3 separate regions of the Homo sapiens genome follow, and all the other regions are linked to region 2. The links are chromatin loops, found by intact Hi-C in ENCODE. Cell type or tissue: Caco-2. All regions are shown on one strand. Region 1 holds the start of LOC105376042 (a long non-coding RNA gene). Region 2 overlaps LOC105376041 (a long non-coding RNA gene). Region 3 overlaps ALDH1B1 (aldehyde dehydrogenase 1 family member B1).

Region 1 (8,000 bases), 56 kb before region 2:
CAGTCAAGTTGAAAGTGTGTATCATACGACAGGATGAGAATGGCATTTTACCTTGACATGTTCCCTCCCAAAACTAATAATCCCACTACATCAGACAAACCTCAGCTGAGAAACAGTTCCCAAAAACACCTGACTAGTACCCCCTAAAACCATCAAGGTCATCAAAAACAATGTAGGCCTGAGAAACGATCACAGCCGGGAAGAACCTAAGGACTCAGTGTCCTGTGGTATCCTGATATGGAATCCTGGAACAGAAAAGGACATTAAGTAAAAACCAAGGAAATAGAAATAAAGTATAAACTTAATAATGTATCAATATTGATTCAATAATTGTGACAAATGTAACATAGTAATGTAAGACATTAAAATGGGGAAAATTGGGTACGGTGTGGAGGAGAACTCTGTGTATTCTATTTGCAACTCTTCTGTAAATTTAAACCTATTTGAAAATTAAAAATTTATTTTTTAAAAAGAAAATTAAGAAACCTATATACTTAAATTTGAGGAAACAAAAATTACTTTCCTTGCCTAAAGTATGTGTTCTACATTTTAGGATTTACCTGAGATCCTAATGAATAGCCTTTTTTAATGTATACAATCTTATGTCACTAATTTAAATGTAAATATTTAAGAGTTAAAAGGTTAAGTCTATTAATTTTATTAACTTGGCCCTTGAAGAAGACTCATATAAGAAAGAGGATGTTTTGACTTAAATTATTTCTGTATAAAGCACTCTTTGATGAGGACAGTACACACTTCATATAATAACCAGCACAAAATAAAATTCCAGATAAATATTCATGCTATCAAGCATGTAAGAAAAAAACAATGCAGGCTTTTGCTTAATATGCTAAAACTTTCTAAGATTTCCCAGAGCCAAGCACATTTGTCTGAAGTTCAGTTTTTAAAAGTTATTTTAACTCTGTCCCCAGCTGACATGGTTGATGAGTTGGAAATGTCATAAATGAAGTCATATTTCAGCAAGTACAGTAGGAACGGAAGAGATAAAGGTCACAGCAATTTTAGTGATGAAAATTTAACTTCATTTAGTACTGTGTTTCAAGTGTTAAGCTAAGATAGAAATATTGTTGGTTTGTCAACATAACAGTATTTTGGTTCCCTGACCCTCTGCTATGTAAACAGCCCTTCCATCTTGCACAAATGCACGCACGCGTGTAAACCTAGAGAAGAGAAGATGATGGTGGTTGCTACGGGTGAGTTGGAGATTTGAGTCTCAGAATTTGGGTACAGGGACTCCTGGTTTTTAAAAGAATGGATTGGGGGAGAAAACTTGAATTTTTAGTCTCTTTTTGTAATACTTCAGGATCTTAAATTCTAATGTCATAAACCCAACTTGAATTAACTTGGGTAAAAGATGACTTTGTTGACTCACAAAAGTCAGAGGAAGAACACAGAGCAGCTATAATGTAGGAGGGTGACAAAATAATTTTGGTTAAAACTAGAGCTAGATAACGGCTGTTGTTATTTCCCAGCTTTACTTCATTTTTTTAATGATACAATATTCTAAATTCCCAGGAAGAAGTTCCAGTTGGCCCCCGATGGAGAAGTGCTCATGTGCGGTCCATCTAGTTGTAGACAGGGAATAAATTCATGTAAGAATCTATTACACCAGCAGGAACCATTTTGGTCAGGTGGAAAATTACCAGATGGGGCTTACCATCTCACAGAGAAAGAGTCTTGGGGTGATGTTCAGGTGATATACAGGCAATGTCTAATTTAGAACTTAGTAGAAAAATTGGCCAGGCACAGTGGCTCACGCCTGTAATCCCAGCACTTTGGGAGACTGAAGCTGGTGTATTACTTGAGGTCAGGAGTTCAACACCAGCCTGGCCAACATGGTGAAACCCTGTGTCTACTAAAAATACAGAAATTAGCCAGGCATGATTACAGGTACCTGTAATCCCAGCTACTTGGGAGGCTGAGCTGGAGGAATCACTTGAACCCGGGAGGCAGAGGTTGCAGTGAGCCGAGATCACGCCACTGCACTCCAGCTTGAGAGACTCCATCTGAAAAAGAAAAATCAGAGGCTAACCCATATGACAACTTTGTCTTATTGGAGCTATTGATGAATGTCTGAGTTTTGACACACTTAAGCAATGATGGAGATCTTGTTGCACTAACAGTGTAAGTTGAAGGCCCTATGACATACTTTGAAGGGAATAGTTCCTTTCTCCAGTTCAGACCATTTTACTTGAGTCAGTCAAGTGCATACACAAGGGGTTTTACAGAAATAAAAATAATTTCATTTATGTACTCACAATATACTTATTAAGTTGTTGACATACTTGAGGCCTGCTCTAGGAACTGGTGATACAATGATGAACAAGATAGGTTATGTCCTTTTCCACATGAAGAACATATTTTAGTTGGTGAAACAGACAATAAAAAAGGAAAACCTATGTGTGTTGTAGAGATTGTGACAACTTTTACATGAAAACAAAAATATAGAAACTGTAAAAGAAAAGGGAAAGGATTTCGCTATAAAACATTAGATACCTTTGAGGGACTAAAACAACCCAAATCGACTAAGAAAATTTATTCACAGTTCATATGTATGATAAAAAAAGCTCTTCCAAGCTGATGAAAAGTCAAAAATCCATTTGAAAAACTGCAAATTATGTGACTAGCACCCAAATATACAGATACATAAAGCAAATATTGACAGATCCAAAGGGAGAAATTGAGTGCAATACCATAATAGTAGGAGACTTCAATTCTCCACTTGTAATAATAGAATATCCAGGCAGAAGAGCAATACAGAAACAGCTGACTTGATCGATGCTATATTCTGAATGGATCCAACAGACACATACAGAACTTCCCACATAATAGCAGAATACACATTCTTCCCAAATGCCCACAAAACTTTCCTAGGATCACATTAGGTCACAAATCAAATCTTAACTAATTTTAAAAAGTTGCAAATCAGCCGGGCGCGGTGGCTTATGCCTGTAATCCCAGCACTTTGGGAGGCTGAGGCAGGTGGATCACAAGGTCAGGAGTTTGAGTCCAGCCTGGCCAATATGGTGAAACCCCGTCTCTACTAAGAAAATGCAAAAATTAGCTGGGCATGGTGGCATGTGCCTGTAGTCCCAGCTCCTCAGGAGGCGGAGGCAGGAGAATCGCTTGAACCTGGGAGGCAGAGGTTGCAGTGAGCCAACATTGTGCCAGTGCACTCCAGCCTGGACAACAGAGTAAGACTCCGTCTCAAAAAAAAAAAAAAAAAGGTTGAAAATCATACCGAGTATCTTTTCCTACCACAATGGAAGAAAATTAGAAACCAATAATGGTAAGAAAACAGGAAAATTCACAAATAGATGGAAACTAAATAATACACTCTTGAGCTACCAGTGGGTCAAAGAGAAAATGAAAAGGAAACTTAAAAAATATCTCAAGATAAACAAAACTGTTTAAATGAATGATGTTGAATCTCAGCTGCTTGCCTGACACTGGAACTAAACTTAATAGGTAGTGTATGAAGCAGACTTCACTGCCTGCCCACTTATCTAAGTGACTGAGTGACTAACTTTATCACCAATCATTTCTGACCTGATGGTCAGGATGACAGGCCGCTGGGTTGTGTAACCCATCCAGTCAGAGAAGTCAGGGGGTGTTGTCAGAGCAAGTTGCTGCCTGTGCTGCTGCTTCATGCCTGGGCTCCTCTGCATTCCAGATCCATGCCCGTCCGCTCGCTTGAGCACACTTACAGATGCTAGGATCAGGTAACCAGCAAATAAATATTGTGAGATGCCTCCAGCCCCTTCCTAACCTAAGAACCATCAGTGACCTGCAGAGAGTCCATGAGCCACTGAGTTTGTGGGTGTGCGCATGTTGCTGTGGTGAGAGCTTATGGTTTCCATCAGATTCTTGATGTCATTGCTAACTTAAATGTCCCAAAATTGTCAAAAAAAACACTACTTAAAAGAGACTCCCCCGCAAAAAATGCTCATGAATATCATAATCTATTCAAAATCCATTTCACAGCCACTGCACTGTATTCTGCTGCTCTCTGGGGTCAAATGAGGGGGAGAAAGAGCAGGACTCTGAGTTCACCCCCGAGCTCCACTTGGAGCTCTGTTGTTCGGGGCGGCCTCTGATTCTTGTTATTCCCACTCAGTGTCCAGAAGGGGAGGTGTGGGCTGAAGTCTTTCAGAGAAAACCCAGGAGAGCCTGACAGCCTGTCTTGCTGACGGCCTCCTTATTCCAGCTGACTGTGACTTCTCCCTTCATGACAGATACTCTTCATTCTCAAGTCAGGGAAAAGGACCCTGATAGGACACCATCCTGTCGGAGCTAACAGACGTGCACCTTTGAGAGTGATCGTTGAGAAGGTAATTTAGATAGATTTCTGTCTCTGAAAACGTCCGTTCATTTGTGTTGTAGAATTACACTCGTGTGTGTTTGTGCTCTGCATAGCAGTGTGTGCATCCTATAGTCTTTTCACAGAAGTGTATGTGTCTGTAAAAACATAGAGTGTAATTTCTGAGCACATAGACACTGAGTAAACTCAGTGTATGATTTAATAACACTTAATCTTTACTAAATGAAACTTGTTACTCATTTTTAAATGTAATACTTTTTGTAAGAAGCAAGTATGAATATGAGAATCAACTTGACCTGTTTCACTGGATAGCACCAACTCAGGATGCTCACACAGGAGCCGTAGAAGGCATCCTTTACCTCTTTCTTCTCCTAACCCCCCAAAACAAAAACTGATTCTTTTCCATTTTTGCCTCTTAGGTACCTAACATTTTTCCTTCCTTCTCTTTATCCCTGAGGCCATCATCTTATTCCAGCAACCTCAGGACTTATTTCAGAAGCCCCTTAACTGCTTCTAATCTGAATTCTTTCAGTCCACTGTTTGCACAACCCCCACAGTGATTCTAAAAGGCTCAATACCTGTGACTACCACTCTGCTGATGACAGTATCATACCAAGCTACTTGCACTCAAAAACAGCTATCAAAATTGACAACATGTGACACAACTCTTTTCAAGCATTGCACACAGCAGGCGTTTGGGGACAGTGATCCTTGAGGGAAGAGAAATGCATGATTTCGGTCCCTCTATCCTCTGTCTCTTTGCTTTATGGACACTTTCCTGCTGTGGCACAATGAGATTAAGTTCAAATGGAGCAATGGTCTTGCTGAGCTGCTGAAGGAATTTGAATCTGGGTCAGGATTAAGAAATGGAATCTCTAGTATGTGGGAAGGAGAGGTGTGGCAAAAGCTTGTTTGGAATTTGTGCTGTTTTTACTCACAACACTTTGGACACCAAATGTGTGGGGGGTTTTCTCACACCAACCAATTATCCAACTCTCCAGACACCAAACACCTGTCCAGTGACTCAGTTCACTTCTGACACTAAGCTCCCAGAGTCAGCATCAGACTCTACAGGAAACGAACTCAGTCCCACAAGTGCCCCCTCACTTCAGATGCCAGTTGCAAGTACTGAGTCCCCAGGTAACCCACCTTTCTGTCCAGCGTGGCTACAAAGTCAGGCGATTCCCAAAGCACTGCACCCTTTCAGGTGTGATAACTTGCTGGAATGGCTCACAGAACTCAGGAAAACACTTTACTTAAGGCTTAATGGTTTATTCTAAAAGATACAACTCAGGAACAGCCAGATGGAAGAGATGCATAGGGCAAGGTATGGGGGGTTCTGTGGAGCTTCCATGCCTCCCCAGGCATGCCACCCTCTCAGCAGCTCAGGGTGTCTGTTTGTCACCCCAGAAGCTCTCTGAATATCATTGTTTGAGCATTTATAGAGGGTTCAATCTTTAGCACCCCTCATCCCTTCCCTGGAGGTTGGATATTAGGGCAGAAAGCTCCAACTCTCTAATAATTTGGTGTTTCTGCGAACTAGTCCCATGCTGAGGCTGTCTTGGGGTTCACCCTAAGTCACCTCATTACCATAAGTTCAGGTGTGATGAAAAGGGGCTTGTTATGAATGACATAAGACACTCTTGTCACTCAGGATATTCTAAGAGTTTAGGAGCACTGTGTCAAGAACTGGGGACAAAGAGCAGATATATTTTTTCATATTATACCACAGATTTCAACATGTAATAGTGAGCAAGAGCAAGTCTAATTACACAGGCTGAGGCTTCCTGAGCCTAGCAGAGGTCATCTGCTTGGGCTGAGAGGTATGTGAGCACTTCTGGCTACTAAGAGAGGAGAGACCTTAAGGAACACCTTGGCATTTCAATGAAACTACAGAAGAGTGAACACTACATCTTAGCAAAAGGACCATGCCCTAAGATTAAGCTCAATGCCATCATAAACCCAGCCTATCAAAGTATGAACAAAGCCACACAAAAAGGGTTTCCAGTAACTCAACTGACTGCCTAAACAAAACTCAAGGTCCTAGAGATGAATAAAAACATAATCCAGAAACCACATAACATCGCATCCTCATTGTCCAGCATCCGGTCATGAACCAGTAGACCTGGGAACCCGGACAATGGAATCCAAAATCCCGGGAGGAAGTACCCGTAAAAATACCTGAGAGGATATAGATCTTGGAATTAGCAGACAGATTTTGAAGGAGCTATTTTGAGTTTACGGACTTAAATATTATTATAAGGAGTGAGCAGATGGGAAATTTCAGTAAGCTAAAAATTTTTTTTAAAAAAAGGAAATCCTTGGCTGGGAGTGGTGGCTCACGCCTGTAATCCCAGCACTTTGGGAGGCCAAGGCGGGCGGATCACGAGGTCCAGAGATTGAGACCATCCTAGCTAACACGGTGAAACCCCGTCTCTACTAAAAATACAAAAAATTAGCTGGGCGCGGTGGTGGGTGCCTGTAGTCCCAGCTACTTGGGAGGCTGAGGCAGGAGAATGGCGTGAACTCGGGAGGTGGAGCTTGCAGTGAGCCGAGATCGCGCCACTGCACTCCAGCCTGGACGACAGAGCGAGACTCCGTCTCAAAAAAAAAAAAAAAAAAGGAAATCCTTGAACTTTAAAGCTGAGTATTTGGAATGAAACGTTACTGAATGGCTTATTTGTGAACTTGAAGATAAATCCATAGAAAGTATCCAAACTGAAAATTGGAGAAAAGAATAGATTGGACAAATGTGAACAGAGACTCAGAAGCACTAATTTCACAAATTATGAAACCTATGTGTAATGAGACACAGGGGAAGGACTAATGGCAAAATCTTTGAAAAAAATAATGGCTAAAGATTCTCAAAATACAGTGGGAAATACCACTTATAGACCCAAGAAGCTCAGTAAAACCCAAAGAAGGTAAATATGAGGAAAACCATATCTAGGCAGAACATAGAAAAACTTTTGAAAACCAGAAAGAAAAAGAAAACCTTAAATACTGAAAGAGGGAATAAAAAGGCAAGCTACCCCATGGAGAACACCATACAAATGACAGCAGGTTTCTCATCAGAAACAGTGGATGCCCAGCTATGAGGGAATGATGTCTTCAAATGATGAAATTTTTTAAAAGTATAAACCCAGAATTCTCTATCAAGGAAATTATATCTCAAAAGTGAGGATGAAATAAAAACATTTAAATAAATAAAAACTAAGATATTTCATTGCCAGCAGATTTGCACTAAAAACAAAAAAACTGAGATAGTTTTTCAATCTGAAGAGAAGTCATATCACACAGCAACTTGGATACATAGAAATGAATGAAGAGCATTAGAAATGGTGAATATATGGATAGGTTTTTTTTAAGACTACATTTTTTCTTAGCTTTTTTGAAAGACAGTTTAAGGCACAAATGACAGGATTATATCCATCATATGGGGTTTATTAATATGTAGCTATAAAATATATCACAACAATGACAAAAAGGACAGTAAATAAGTGGAATTCTATTGTTGAAAGGCTCTTAATGTGAAGTGGTCCAATTTTAACTCTAAATAGATTGCGATAAACTGAGGATACATATTGTAATCCCTAGCATAGCCACTAAAAGAATGCAATGAAGTACAATAAAAATCCAATAAAATAATAAAAATGGA
Region 2 (8,000 bases):
ATTGATAAAAGAAATTAAAGAGGACACAAATAAATAGAAAGATGGTCCATGTTCATACACTGAAAGAATTAATGTTGTTAAAATAGCTATAAAATACCCAAAGCAATCTATAGATTTAATGCAATCCCTATCAAAACACCAATAATATTCTTCACAGAAATGTAAAAAACAATTCTAACATGTATATGGAATCACAAAAATCTCCAAATAGCCAAAGCAATCCTGAATAAACCTGGAGGCATCACACTATTTGACTTTAAAATATACTATTAATACAAAGCTATACTAACCCAAACAGCATGGTATTGGCATAAAAAGAGGCATGTAGAACAATGGCACAGAACAGAGAGCCCAGAAATGAATTCATAAATCTACAACTAACTGATTTTTCACAAAGGTGCCATGAACACACATTGGGGAAAGGACACTCTTTTCAATAAATGGGGCTGGAAAAATTGGATATCCAAATGCAGAAAAATGAGACACCCCCACTACCTCTCACCACATACAAAAATCAAATCAAAATGGATTAAAGACTTAAATGTAAAACTTAAAACTACGAAACTATGAGAACATCAGGGAAATGCTTGATGATATTTGGGCTGGGCAAGGATTTTTAAAGTAAGCCCTCAAAAGCACAGGCAACAAAAGCAAAAATGACAAACGGGATTATACCAAATAAAAAGCTTTTGTGCAGTGAAGGAAAGAGCTGACAGAGTGACAAGACAACCTACAGAATGGGATAAAAGATTTGCAAACTATCTGACAAGGAGTTAATACCCAGAATATATAAGCAACTTAAACAACTCAACAGCACAACTAGTTATTTAACCCAACTAAAAAATGGGCTAAAGACCTTAATAGCCATTTCTCAAAAGAAGACATACAAATGGCCAACATGAAAAATTTCAACATCACTAATCATTAGGGAAAATGCAAATCAAAACCACAATGAGATACCACCTCACTACAGTTAGAATGGCTATTCAAAAAGACAAAACAAGTGTTGGTGAGGATGTGAAGAAAAGGCAACATTTACACACTTTTGGTGGGAATGTAAATTAGTACAGCCATTATGGAAAACAGTATAGAAGTTCCTCAAAAAAATTGAAACTAGAACTACCATATAATCCAGCAACCCCCAGTATGGGTATTTATCCAAAGAAAATGAAATCAGTATATCAAAGAGGTATTTGCACTCCCATGTTTACTGCAGCACTATTCACAATAGCCAAGGTACAGAATCAACCCATGTGTTCAACAACAAATGAATGGATAAAGAAATTGTGGTGCATACACAGTGGAATACTATTGAGCCATAAAAAAGAATGCAATCCTATCATTTGCAACAACATGCACGAGCCCGGAGGACATTATGTTAAGTGAAATAAGCCAGACACAGAAAGACAAATACCAAATGATCTTACTCAGATGCAGAATCTTTTAAAAAGGTGATACAGAAGTAGAACAGTAGTTACCAAAAACCAGGGAGGGAATGGGAGAAGGAAGAATGGGGAGAAGTTGGTGAATGGGTATGAAGTGATAATTAAATAAGATTAATAAATTCTGGTGTTCTATTGCACAGTAGGGTAACTCTAGCTAACAGTAAGGTATTGTATACTACAAAATAGCTGAAGCAGAGGTTTTTAATGTTCTCAACATAAATAAATGATAAATGTGTAAGACAATAGGTATACTAACTATCCAGATTTGATCATTGTACAGCACATGCATAAACCAAAACATCAAATTGTGTTCCGTAAATATGTAGAATTACAATGTGTCAATTAAATTTTTATTTTAAAGGATAAATACAATGAGGGTCAATCTGAAGAGTGACATACACCTACATGCTGCATCTAGAACACAGTTATCTATATTCCTCCCTCCATTCTCCAACATGTGCCACTGATCGTCTTTGCCGGCAGGGGCGGGGTGGCGTCTCCCACATCCTTCTGCTTTTTTTGGTCCTAACATGATCACTCTGTAGTAGTAAGTTAAACCTATGATAGTAGCTTTCACTGATTGGTGTCACTTTATTGTGTCCCTATGTCCCAGGTACTCTGCTATTTTATATTACCTAACTCAACCTTTACTAGAATCTTACGAGGTAGGTTGTATCAGCCCCTTTTTAAAATGAGGAACTGAAGCCAGGCGAGGTGTGATGATTTACCCAGGAGGAAGCAAGTGTGGGAGTCAGGCTCCCCTTCACGTCCCCTTCCTCTGTCCCAGTCCTTGGCTCACTCAGGTGGCTTCTTGGAGCTCCAGAGTTTCCTGGCTTTCCAGGCTGTGGCCAACTCACCTCTCACCTCAGAGACCAGTCCAGTGCCTGCCAAACAGGCTCAGGGAATGGTGATTAATTCCATGGGACTCTCTGCCAGGGAACTGAGGCCCAGAGAGCAGAGATCAGAAGCATCAGCTGCCCAGGACTTTTGAGGTCCCTCATTGTGCTCATTGAGCAGGGCGCTGACCACCTTGTGGGCACAGAAGAAACGGTTCCCACTTCTCAGTGCAGAGTGGGTTAGGGAAGGAGGAAGGGGTGTGTGCAGAGTGCGTGTGAGTGTGCATCCATGTGATGCCTTCTGCAATGCAGCCATGTGTACTTTGGGATGTCTGATTCTGCACCAGCCCTGCCCTGCCTTTGTGAATCCCATGAATCCCCTAGTTCATTCCCCAGAATCCTGCCTTGGAGGTCTGAGGTAGATGTAGAGGTGGTGAGGCTGGCTTGTGCCAAATTGGAAGAACCAATTGTCATGCTCTAAGGAATTCTGCAAGCCAGTTGTGAAGCACCACCATTGTTTTTAAAAATTAAATTATATAAACCTATAATTAAATAAGTTATACTAAAAACAAAGATAAAAAAAGACTCAAAACTCATCTCTTCAAGCTGGGCACAGTGGTGGGCACCGATAGTCCCAGATACTCGGGAGGCTGAGGCAGGACGATTTCTTGAGCCCAGGAGTTTGACACCAGCCTGGGCAACACAGTGAGACCCTGTCTCTAAACAACAAAACGCATCACTTCCCTATTGTTTTGCTACCTTTTACTATCATCTATGCTCTTGGGATTATTTACATCTATTGCATCTGTATCATGTAAACACTGTTATGATGTGCTGTTGTGCATCGCTTTCCAACTCCATATTCAGTGACATCACCTCGCTTGACATCAGCCATGGTGGGAGCGTTTATATCATGGCAATAGGCAAACACTACAAAATCAGGGCTTGATTTATTGTTTTGTAGATTGCCTGTAAAGTGACAGAGAAAATGTTAATAATGCAGATTTAAAAACATGTTTGTAGCTATTACAGAGTGCATAGCAGAAATAATTGAGAAAATATTCTTCCAGAATTCAAAAACGTTTACCCCACTCAGCAAAGTAGCTCCTGACAATCAACAAACAAGTCCTGACTTACATCTAGTCTTTGTTGTTTCCCATTTGTCTTACTCCTTAACATAAATAAAAATATCAACCAATAATCATGTCGAAACTATGTTTACTCAGCAATTGCAATCATAGCTTGGCTACAGATGAATTCAGCAGAAATTAAGGAAAGCACTCTATGAGAATTAATTGGCTGAATGGAATTTGCAATAAAGATATTGTACATGTTTTATTTGTCAATTATGTAAAATGTATTATATCAGTATAATTTATAATAAGCTTATATATACATATGCATACTTTTTCAAGAGCCAGTTCTGATACATTTCCCAGCATACCACTGGGCACAAGTGACCTCGGCTCTGGCATTTCCTAAAATAATGAAGATGTCAGAGTTTCTAGGACCAAGGTCAACATTAACTATGCTTTAGAGGAAAGACAACAAGGGTAAATAAAAGAACTCAAGAGAAAGCCAGTGCCCCACCCTATGCTCTTCTCTCTATGCTCTGCATTGCACAAATCCTTTTTCCCTACTTTGTAAAATGAGGACATTGGACCAGACAAAATTTTTTAACTACCAGTCACAATTGTATGTGTTACATATATAACACACGACTCATAGTTACAATTATGACCCAGTTGAGATGCGTGTGTGCACACATGCATGTTTAACAAATTTCTGTGCATGCATGTTTAATGACTTTTCACAAAACAATACCCTTATCATGCTCAGTGCCCTTTGGTAGTCCTAATTTGGTTCAAGTCATTTGTACTCTGTCCCACTCATTTTGTACAATGCTGGTCATAAACACTAAATTGATTTTACAACCCACAAATGGGTTGCAACCAAGTGTTTGGAAAAAGAAAACACAAACAAACTTGACTATCAGATGATGCTAGGGGGCCGTCTGTCCATGAAGGCCTCTGACGCATTCTGCAAATATGTGTCTTCACACTGCAGGATCCTGAACACCCGCGACCTGCTCAGATGTGTAAACAGCAAATGAGGTCAGGTGGAAACTTTAGCTCAGACCTTATCGCCTCTCTGGGCCCTCCTCCTCGCTCCTCCCTGACCCAAAGTCATTCCCTCCTCCCTCCCACTTCTCCTCTCCCAGCCCCACTGAACTTGGCTGAGGGTCCTCTCTAGCACTCATCACATCTTCTTCATGCTATAGGGACGCCTTTCACATCTCATCTCTCGCTTTCCAGTTGTGAGGTTTTCAAAAGCTAGAAACACGTTTTATTCAACTGTGAATTCCAGCCGTCCCTTACCCAACCCCTACCCTGAGCTTCTGGACTTCAGACAAGGTACATAATAAATCCAAGTAAGTGCTTGCTGAATGAATGAGTGAGTGAAGGAAGGAAGGAAGGAAGGAAGGAGAGAATGCAGGAAGGGCAGGTGCCAGGGAGACATACACTCTGCACTGTGTGTACTTGGCCTGCATATGGCTGAGCTGTCTCCTGGCCCCTCATCCACTCGAAGTAGTGGAATCACAGACTAGCACCCACCCACGGGAAGTGTGAATGCCTCTGCACTCTCTGTCACTCTCCCTCCCCACAGGGCAGCCCTGAAGCTCCATTTGGGCACTGTCAGGGGTAGGAACCCTGTACCTCCCAGGCCGACCCTGCCATCTTGCTAAGTGAGCCAGGCTCAGTGGAAAAGCGTGGGCTTTGGAGCCAGGAAGACCATGAGAGTGAGTCCCAGCTCCACCACGCGCCAGCTGTGTGACTGTGGGCAAGCTGTGCCCCTCTCTGGGTCTTACTCTTCTCATCCTGAAAATGGATCCAGTGTCCCCCTTCCAGGGCTCTGTGTGGATGAGATACTATGAGAGTCGAGTGCCTGGCCTCATGCCCAAAGAGCAGTGCTTCTTTTCTCAATCTTTTCCCCGCTTTTGGACAGCTCTGACAAAAGAAAGGTGTTTTTCCTTTCACAGAACTGAAAGGGGACTGCCAGTGGTTGCGTTTCTACCCCCTCGGAGCCTGGACCCTGTCTGCTCCTCTGTCCCCAGAGCATCTGGTAAACAGTGGCGACCTCTCCCATTCCCCACAGGCTCTGCCTTCCATCCCCCAGCCCCAGTCCAGTGCCATGCATGGCTGTGCTCAGCCGAGCTGGCATCCCTGGCCTTCTGCTAGGGCTGAAAGTGCCAAGGACTCCACTACCTTTGGGCCCCTGACCGTGCAGTGAATTGCAGTCCCCACCTGGTTAACCAGGAGCCAGAGCGGCTGCCCATGCCTGGCCCCATGACCAATCTTACCCTTCCCTACTGCAGAAAGACTGACCCAAAGCCCAGCACCTTTGCCTAGCATGGGCCAGGTGCCCTCCTGAGCCACCGACCTCCTTTGAAGCCCTCATGTGAAGAGGCCCAGTCAGGAAAATCCACTTTGAGTCCATCCCAGCTCTGCTGCTAAGCACTGTGGCTCCTTAGGCTCAGGGGCCCCATAGGTCTCTGTTTGCTCACTTCTGAATTGAGGGGATGGGATGGACTGCTTGGGACACGGCCCAGTTTCACAGCCACCTGTCTACTGTTTGGAGCTAACTTTTCATAGGCCTGTGTACCCCACTGGATGGGGAGCTCTTCGAGGGCAGAGGCCCTTCTCATTTAGCTCCCTGTACCCAGCTCCTGCCCATACCTCTGGCAACAGTTGGCACTCACTCATGTTTCCTAAACGGGTGGATGGAAAGCTAACATCCCTCGAGGGTCTACTATGTGCCAAGCTTTGTTTTAAACATTTAGTATGTTTACCACCTCGTTTCATCCTCACAACAGCCCTATGGGAAAGGTACATTATCACCCCATTTCACAGATGAGGAAACTGAGGCACTGAAAGATCTAGAATGTTGTCCAAACTTACACAGCTAGCAAGTTGGGGAGCCAGGCATTGAATGCTAACAATCTGGATGATCGTAAAAGAACTCTCTGACTGCCGAGTTTTGATTTCAATATAATTTTCAGCTCCTATGGCCAGGGCAGTCTGGGCTCTCTCAGAATCAAGATGAGAGAATGGCAGGGGCTTGTGTAGGTTTGAGAACAAACTTCTGTATCAGATCACTTGTACACCACTTTAAGAATTCCCTGGAGAAAGCAGAATTCTTTTCAAAAATGAAATCCAGGCAGGGTGGTGGCTCGAGCCTATAATCCCAGCACTTTGGGAGGCTGACGGGGGAGGATCGCTTGAGCCTAGGAGTTCGAGACCAACCAAGGAAACACAAGGAGACCCCCATCTCTACAAAAAATAAAAGGCTTAGCTGGGCTTAGAGGTGCATGTCTATGGTCCCAGCTATTCAGGAGGCTGAGGTGGGGGGATCACCTGGGCCAGGGAGACCAAGGCTGCAGTGAGCTGTGATTGCACCACTGCACTCCAGCCTGGGTGACGAGTGAGGCTCTGTCTCAAACAAAAACACAAAAATGAAAACTGTGATGAAATAATAGGCTGCCTAGGAGAGGAGGAGGGGATGGGGGAGTATCAATGAAACAAGATTGGCCATGTGTTGACAGTTGTTGAAGCTGGCAGTTCATGATACTATTCCCTTTTCTTTTGCATGGGTTTGCATATTTCCATAATAAAAAGCTTAAATTTTTAAAATAAAATAAGAGGAAGTCCATGACTACCATAAACCCACATAAGTTTGCTGACTGTCTTTCTGGTTGTTTCCCGGTTTCTCCTTTTCCCCTGCAGGCCTGCCTCTGACAGCACCTCAGAGTGTCACATGCGGCCCCGCTGCCTTTCTCTCTTTGTGTGTTGGCTTGTCTCTATGTCTGCCACTTTCTGTGACCTTCTGAGAATCAAGGAAAAGTTCTGCAATCAAGCCCACACATAAACATCCCATTTTTATTTCATTTTCTCCCAGAGCCTCTCTCTTTCTTCTCTGTATGTCCAAATCTCTGTTCTCGTTGTGTTTGCCTTGACTTCTCCATTCATTTTGACCTTGCTGTATGGCTGGCTAGGAATGGTCAGCTCTGGCTGGTACCCCGGACATTAGAAAATGTGCATGGAGGGTATTTTCATGCATGTCTGAAAAGTTCAGAGAGTGCTACCACAAAAAAAATTGGTTGTTGAAGAAGACAAAAACTTTTCTTTTCTACCTCCTTTCTTTCTTAACTGTCTAATAAAGCCATACTCTTTTTCATTTCTTTTCACTTAATAAAAATAACAATAATAATAGCCATTGTTTATTGAATGTGTGCTGTGTGCTGGGCATTTGGATAAGGTTCTTATAGTTATTGTCTCATTTAACCCTTCACAACCTGTGTAACATGTATTCCCACTTCACGGATGAGAAAACTGAGGCTTCAGAGAGGTTAAGTAAAAGCCCAAAGTCACTTAGCTAGAGGCTGGCAGAGCTGGAGTTTGAACCCTTCTTATATTTTCCAAAGAGGAAACATATTCAGGCACTACAATGACATTAAGACATTGATAAAGGTTTCATGTCTGGGGTCCTTAGTGGGGACAGTGACACCCCTCCCCCACCCCTCACTGGTAGACAAATCTGAACTACATGCTCAGGCTGGGCCCTGCCCTGTGAGAAGGACCCTGACCAGCTGAACCATACCCAGGAAGAGGACCGTGATGGAGAGGGGGCCCTGAGAAGGATGGGTAGAAGCTCTCAGGGG
Region 3 (8,000 bases), 43 kb after region 2:
GCCACAGCTGTTAGCGCAAAAGGTTAGCTCAAAGGGTGAGATTGCTTAAATGAGAAGTTCAGAGGAACTGTCCTGGAGGGGGTGGCCCTTAAGTAGGGCTCCAAGAAAAAGGAACAGTGTGAGCACGGCTGGATGGGAGGCAGCAAATGACCCACGAGAGCATTAAACTCAAAAAACATCCTTGTGAGAAGCAGTCTCCTGTTGGCATATCTCCACGGACGTGCCATGGGCGGCAGAGCTGGGGCGAACTGCCAGCAAAACCGAGGGTCTTCCACAGTGTTGAACTGTCCTGTCACAGACTATACTTCCCGTCTCCTCTTGCACCTAGGCTGGGTCATGTAGCTAGTGAAATGTGAGTAGAGGCGATGTGTTCCATGCAGAGCCCAGGGCTCTCAAAAAGTCACTGTGCCTTTTCTGCACTTTCTTCCCCATTTACCAGCTGACACGGAGATCTCTGAGGCCCCAGACAGGGGTTTTCACTTGGATCCCTGGACCCCTTGGGATTCTATAGGTAGATTCACAGATTCTGTGAACTCCTTGAAAGTGTGCAAACTGTGTGCATGTGCGTGTACATCCTTTTCATGGTGAAAAGGTCTATTGCTTTGATTAGCTTTTCAAAGGAACGCAAAACATAAAAATGGTTAAGAACAGGCCAGGTGCGGTGGCTCATGCCTGTAATCCCAGCACTTTGGGAGGCCGAGGCCGGCAGATCACCTGAGGTCAGGAGTTCGAGACCAGCCTGGCCAACATGGTGAAACTGTGTCTCTACTAAAAATACAAAAATTAGTCGGGCATGGTGGTAGGCACCTGTAATCCCAGCTACTCGGGAGACTGAGGCAGGGGGAATTGCTTGAACCCAGGAAGCAGAGGTTGCAGTGAACCGAGATCGCGCCACTGTACTCCAGCCTGGGCAACAGAGCAAAGGCTCCGTCTCAAAAAAAAAAAAAAAAAAAAGGTTAAGAACCGTTGTACATGGTGGAACCACAAGACGAAAGGAACCGGTGTCCCTGAATCTCCATGTGGAAGGAAAATACCAATTTGCCAGGTACCTGCATTAGACTGTTACATAAGCAAAACTAAATAGTCGTCGTATTGAACCCTCAAATTTGGGGGGTTATTTGTTGTGGCGGCTAACATTATGCCAGTACACATGGGAAGAACGCTTGGCTGGGAGCAACTTGTCCAAGTTGCTCTGTCCACATTTCTGGCTAAGTGAGGTGGGATGCACCAGAGGCTCTCAAAGGGCCTCATACCAGGACTTCTTGCTTTCCCTTGAGGGTCTTCCTAACTCCAGGACTAATGTACAGATCATTGGCGCTTGGGAGGATTAAGTGACACTCTCAACCCAGGTTTTCTGGCTTCTGTGCCCAACTCCACCACCTGCTCTTACCAAGGTCTACAGGGAGTCCTGGTGGCTGCAGCCAGGGACATTGCTCAGTGCTCCTCCTACTTGACCTCTTGGGAGCCTCAGGCTTTGCTGGGGGCTCCCTCCCCCGGAAAGTACCCCGCCTTCCTTGGCTTCTTGCCTCATCTCTCCTGGGTCTTCCTCCTGCTCCTCCTCATTCTCTGTTCACTCCTTGTTGGCATTCTTAAGGTCAAATGATTTTGCTCCCCTTACAAACTGTTCTCAACATAGCGGCCCCAGTGATCCTTTTAAAACAAGTCATATCATGTTGCCGCTGTGCCCAAAAGCCTCTGGTGGCTCCTTCCTCAGAGTAAAGGCCCCCGTCAGTCCATCCACACGGTGACCTCCAAACACCAGCCCTCTGCCCCCCTCAGGCTGTGACTTCTCTGTCCTATTTCCCCACCTGGCTTGCTCCATGCCAGCCACCTGGCCTTCTCCTGTGTTCCTGGAGCCTCCAGGCATGCTCCAGTCTCTTGGTGAGACGACCTCTGAGCACCTTACTGAAAATTACAATGTCTACTCCATCCCACCCACTTCCCTATTCCCTTCCCAGCACTGTTGTTCTCTATAATACCCTTCACCTCCTGACAGACTAACGATTTCACCTGTTTTGCATATGGTCTGCCTCTTCTATCAGAAAGGATGTTCAGGATTTTATTTTTTTTTTAGTTTCCTGCTGTATCCTCTGCCCCTAGAATAGTTCCTAGCACATAGACAACATTCCATAAAATGTGTTAAACAAAGGAATACATAAGTAAGAGTCCCACCGTGTCCCTAAACGTGCAACCTCCAGGGTGGTTGCAGTGGCTGGCACTACCCCCCACGTGGTTACTGCAGCCAGAAACATGAGGTTACCCAACTTTCTCTCCTCTCTTGTGCCAAGTTGTCCATCTGTCATCATGCCCTGAAGCCTGCCTTCTGGCTGTCCAGACTCTGCCCCCACCCCACACCCTGGTGTGCCAGCATCACTTTGGGCGCAAGCAACAATGTCCTGAGAGGTGCTGACTCCAGGTCAACTCCCTCAATCTATCCTCCACATTGAAGCAGAGCCAGCTTCAGAAACCGAATGTGATCCTATCACTTTCCTTTAAAAGCCCTCGGGGGCAGCCAGACATGGTGGCTCACACCTGTAATCTCAGCACTTTGGGTGGCTGAGGCAGGAGGATTGCTTGAGGCCAGGAGTTCAAGACCAGCCTGGGCTACACAGCGAGATGTCCCCCATCTCTACAAAATGTTAAAAAAGTTAACCCAGCATGATGGCACACACCTGTAGTCCCAGTTACTTGGGAGGCTCAGGTGGGAGGATCGCTTGAGCCCAGGAGTTTGAAGCTGTAGTGAGCTATGATCAAGCAACTGTGCTCCAGCCTGTGTGGCAGAGGGAGACCCTGTTTAAAAAACAAAAGCAAAACCAAAAAGCACCCTCCCATTGCTAGACCAAGTGTGAGCTTTCTGAAAGGATGCACGAGCCCCTTCACAGTCCAGCCCCTGCCTGCCCCCTGCCCCCATGCTTTTCCTCCCTGCCTCTTTCCTCCTCATGGAAAAACTTGCCCTTCCTCCAACCCTCCATATTTCTCAGACTCCAGGAGCATCCTTCCCTTATCCCTCTGGTCCCCTGCTAGTCATTTAGCAGGACCCCATGCCCACTCCCACTGGGCCTGTGCCTGAACTGAGCTGGGAGCCCTGGGAGGCAGCGGTGTCTGGCAGAATCAGAGGACCTGAGCTTGAGCCTGTCTCCACTCACTGCTGAACACCTCCCAGGCTTGATGTCTATCAAGTGCAGAAGAATAATACTGAGGGCCCTGATGGCAGTTAGAAAGTGAAACCCTGTCTCTACTAAAACTACAAAAATTAGCCGGACGTGGTGGTGTCTGCTTGTAATCCCAGCTACTCAGGAGGCACCCAGGAGGCAGAGGTTGCAGTGAGCCAAGATTGCGCCACTGCACTCCAGCCTGGTAGACAGAGCGAGACTCCATCACGAAATTAAAAAAAAGAAAGAAGCATGAAGGGAGGTGGCCCACCGTGTGTGCTTGATACAGAGGCTTGCTTTCCGCTCATGATCTCACGGCCTCTGTGCTTCTCACTGCACTGTCCACCCGGCTCTGTAATTGTCTCCCCTGCCCAACTGTGAGCTCCTGCAGGGAAGGGACTGTCTTACTCAATTCTCTTTCCCCCAACAATAGGCCTAGAGCAGGACCATCGCCCCCCACCCAACCCCTTTGTTTTTTCTTAAACCAAAGAGTTACTTGTGTGAATTAATGAATCAGGTGGCCACCAGAGGTCAGCCTCACACCCAGAATGGAGCCAACCCAAATGAAAGTTCCTAAATGGCCCCGGGTCTGAGGAGAACCGGTGGGACTGAGCAGCAGCTCTGATGCATCCAGCACAGTGGCTGGCTTGGGTGTGTAGGGCTTGCTGGGCTTTGCCGTGGGTTCTCCAGGCTTGGAGGGTTGGTTCCATGTGCTTGCCAGTATGCGCCGCTCTCTGGTCCCTCGTGCATGCTCATGGGGAACTGATTCCAGAAGAGTTCCCTATTAAACCTCTCCACTTCCTTTCCCTCACCTGAAAAAAGTGGGGTGGTAACTCCATTACTCCACTACCTGCTTTATAGGATGGTTGTGAGGCTTCCATAGCATGGCAAGGTGCCTGGCATAGTGTTTATGGAGTAAGATCTTGGTGAGAGTTTGCTAAGTGGATGGAAGCCCCAGAATTGCAACATCTCCCAAGTGTGAGTCTGGTGGGCAGTGTCTGGCCTGAATGAGGACACCCAGTTAAACCTCCCTGCTCACAAGTCTGTGCATTCAGCACAGTGGTAAAATGAGTGGAGGGGACTGGGCTTGCTGGCTCACGCCTGTAATCCCAGCACTTTGGGAGGCCAAGGTGGGCAGATCATTTGAACTCAGGACTTCAAGACCAGCCTGGGCTATGAGGCAAAACCCTGTCTCTCCAAAAAATACACAAATCAGCCAGGCATCATGACATATGCCTGTAGTCCCAGCTACTCAGGAGGCTGAGGTGTGAGGATTGCTTGAGCCCAAGAGGTGGAGGCTGCAGTGCGCCATGATCGTGCCACTGCACCCACCCTGGACAACAGAATGAGACCCTATCTCAATGAATGAATGAATGAATGAATAAATAAATAAATAAATAAATTTTTAAAAGAATTTAAAAATGGGTGGAGGAGCCGTGATGGCTGAGTTTATTAACAATCTGACCTACAGGCTCCTCACTCTCAGAATTTCAGGGCTCAAAACAAGGGACCATGAAGATTGTCTTTTCCAATCCCATTCCATACTGGAACACTGTCTACAGAGCTCGTCTTTGGTTAAGGAGTATTGAAACTTAAATAAGGAATGGAGTTGTTAAAATATTGTGATGTTGCACATTAATCATTAGAGACACCCAGCCGCCCATTTCCATGTCCCAGTGCGTTTATGAGAAACTTTCGCTGCTGTGCAACAGAGGTGCCAACAGCCTCCCAGAGAAATCCGTAGAAGGTGCACTATGGGGGAGTGTCAGGGTCACCTTAGCTGTAGACAAATGGTGTAGAAAGGAGGTCCTAGGAAGGGAGGTGAGGGAACCAAACAGACTCTGAACCCTCAAGCAGCAGTTTCCAGCCAAACCCAAGTTATGATAATAAACAAAATCATCATGTTGCCTAGGTAAGACAATAGGATGTTTAAGAGTTGACTGGGGCCAGGCATGGTGGCTCATGCCTGTAATTCCAGCACTTTGGGAGGCCGTGGCAGGAGGGTTGCTTGAGACCAGGAGTTTGAGACAAGCCTGGGAAACATGGTGAAACCTCATCTCTACAAAAAATACCAAAAAAAAAAAAAAAATTAGCCAGGCATGGTGGTGAGTGCCTGTAGTCCCAGCTACTTGGGAGGCTCAGGTGGGAGGATTGCTTGAGCCTGGGAAGCAGAGATGAGTGGGGTGTGCATTTACAGGAATGGGGGGACTTGAACGTAAGGTGGCTTGTAAGCAGCATGGTCTAGAAAGATGGACCGAGAGAGGGAGGCTCAGCATTCTGCTTCTGTATTGTGGCCTGGCTGGCTTGGATTTGCCTTCACTCCCATCAGTTGGGGAATGAATGTAGCAAGACTAACAATAAACATTATGAACTCTGAGGTTTGAAACTCTGGAAATCCCCAGCATGTCAAGGTGGCCCCCATGCTAGGCTTGGCTTGAAGGGTGGGTATGGTTTGGAAGGGGTGGGGGGCTGTGGAAACGAGTCCAACAAGATGGGCCCATTCTGAGCAGGAACCAGAGTTTTTCTCTACGGGTCTTACAGTTGCACTTTGTCACCCATCCAAGAGAAAACAAAAACAGAAACATTGGGGAGGGGACTTTTGCACCTGACTGGGGGTTGACTAGACCACCTGGGTCCCTTCCATCCCCCACACTCTATAAAATGTTCAGCAGCAGGACAATATGGAGACAAAATGGATTTGCTCACAGAATGTATACGTTTATTTTTTAACGGAGTTAATTCATGGCCGGGTGTTGTGGCTCCCACCTGTAATCCCAGCACTTTGGGAGGCTGAGGCGGGTGGATCACCTGAGGTCAGGAGTTCAAGATCAGCCTGGCCAAAATGGTGAAACCTCATCTCTACTAAAAATACAAAAATTAGCCAGGTGTGATGGCATGTACCTATAATCCCAGCTACTCAGGAGGCTGAGACAGGAGAATCGCTTGAATCTGGGAGGCGGAGGTTGCAGTGAGACGAGATCACACCACTGCACTCCAGCCTGGGCGACAGAGTGAGACTCCGTGTCAAAAAAAAAAAAAAAAAAGAAAAAAAGAAAGAAATTAATTCATATACCATAATTAAACAATTCCATAGTTTTTAGTATTTTTACCAAATCATGCAACCATTACTATTGTTCAACTCCAGAACATTTTCAAAACCTCCCAAAAACAAATCCCATGCCCACTAACAATTACTCCTCTATCCCCTGGCAACCACTAATCTATGTTCCATCTCCATGGATTTGCCTAGTATGTATATTTCATATAAATGGAATCATACAGTCTGTAGCCTTGTACATCTCTCTGGCTTGTTTCACTGAGAAGGATGTTTTCAGGGTTCACTGATGTCACAGCATGTGTCAGTACTTCATTCCTTTTTATGGCTGAGTAATCCAAGGAATATTCCATGGAAACATTTTATTAATCCACTCATCAGTTGACGGACATTTGGGATGTTTGGGCTTACTTTACAGGTGTAATCATGTAAGCATATTCTTTGCCTACTCCTTCCCACAAATTAAGGAAAATCAGTAGCAAAATGAAGGGCAAGCAACTAAAACAGCCAGCAACTGGCACACAGACAAGGAAAAGCACCTCTGGTTTTTAGGTTAAGCCAATGAAGAGTGGGGCCGAGATTTAGTATCCACCTAGTTCAAAACCCCTAACACTTTCCAAGCTTGTGTTCTGAGTTGAGTCGATCCACTAAACCATCAAGCGCACCCATGGGAAAGTCCTTGGATCAGCAGGAAGAGCTACAAATTACAGATCACTGGTTTTTAATCTGTCCTCCAGAGACTCCTAAGATTTCATGGAAGCAACTCATGGGCCACCAAGGGGGCTGTGGTTGGGGGTTAGATAGGTAGAACTCTGAGCCTGGTCCCCATCTCTGATTTAAATAGAACAGCCTTGATTGAATTGCTTTATTTGTGGGGTTTCTTCTAAGAGTTAATTTGGAACAAAGAAAGGGTGTTCTTGGCTTTAAAACAGCTTGGCAAGCATTCGTCAAGGTGGTTGTGGAATTGCTGGACTGTGACTGGGCCTCCCTGACAGCTGCTCTTACGAGTTCTTCTGAGGAACCTTGATGGTGACCGTCTTTACCTCTGTGTAGGCCTTAAGCCCATCCTCACCCAGCTCCCTCCCGTTTCCAGATTCCTTAAACCCTCCAAATGGCGTGTGGCAGGTGACGATGTTGTAGGTGTTTACCCACACGGTCCCGGCCTGGAGTGCCTGGGTGAAGTACATGGCCTTGTCCAGATCCCGGGTGAACACAGCCGCAGCCAGGCCATACCTGGTGTTGTTGGCCCTCTCAACCACCTCCTCAATCTTCTTGAACTTGAACAGGGGCTGCACAGGCCCAAAGATCTCCTCTTTGGCAATTCTCATGTCATCCTGCACGCCACCAAAGACAGTAGGCTTGATGAAGAAACCACGCTCCCCGAAACGCTCTCCGCCACAGAGGAGTTTTGCGCCCTCCTTCTGGCCAAGCTGGATGTAGCCTAGGACTCGTTCAAACTGCTCCTTGTCCACCTGAGGCCCCTGCTGGGTGTCCAGCTCAAAGGGGTTCCCCACTTTCCTCTGCTTTGCTTTCTCCACGGTTCTCTCGAGAAACTCATTGTAGATGGATTCTTCCACGAAGGTCCGGGAGCCAGCACAGCAGCACTGGCCCATGTTGAAGAACAGGGCTTCGTGGCACTGCTCCACGGCATGCTCCATGTCAGCATCGGCCAGCACGATGCTGGGGCTCTTACCACCCAGCTCCAGGGTGACTCTCTTGAGGTTGGAATCGCCAGCTGCTTTCTGGATCAGGTGGCCCACCTCGGTGGAACCGGTGAAGGCAACTTTGTCAAC

Evidence for each region. A loop is a pair of places that touch in the nucleus more often than their neighbours do. Peaks named below come from ENCODE experiments on the same cell type or tissue, not always from the same donor. Only the 100,000 strongest peaks of a DNase experiment are listed, where the experiment ranks them.
Region 1: a loop joins it to region 2, with 2.4 times the contacts of the local background. A loop is called at or near these places in 3 of 110 quality-filtered maps.
Region 3: a loop joins it to region 2, with 2.1 times the contacts of the local background. A loop is called at or near these places in 3 of 110 quality-filtered maps.

The regions. Positions count from the first base shown.
Region 1 is chr9:38,495,997-38,503,996 of GRCh38, reverse strand. It overlaps LOC105376042 (a long non-coding RNA gene), which reads right to left and starts at 4,346. Exons shown (of 2, transcript XR_929607.3): 1 at 1,916-4,346; 2 at 1-245. In Caco-2, no CTCF peak of the experiment used is centred here; a DNase peak (open chromatin) is centred at 3,616.
Region 2 is chr9:38,439,761-38,447,760 of GRCh38, reverse strand. All of the region lies in intron 4 of LOC105376041 (a long non-coding RNA gene), which reads right to left. Among named protein-coding and RNA genes, the nearest start is that of IGFBPL1, 19 kb to the right of the region's middle. RefSeq lists an enhancer at 4,275-4,569. In Caco-2, no CTCF peak of the experiment used is centred here; a DNase peak (open chromatin) is centred at 4,370.
Region 3 is chr9:38,396,511-38,404,510 of GRCh38, reverse strand. ALDH1B1 (aldehyde dehydrogenase 1 family member B1) reads right to left here. Exons shown (of 2, transcript NM_000692.5): 2 at 5,850-8,000. The coding sequence ends at 7,209. Among named protein-coding and RNA genes, the nearest start is that of ALDH1B1, 7.8 kb to the right of the region's middle. In Caco-2, a CTCF peak has its summit at 3,679 (motif pointing right); a DNase peak (open chromatin) is centred at 3,720.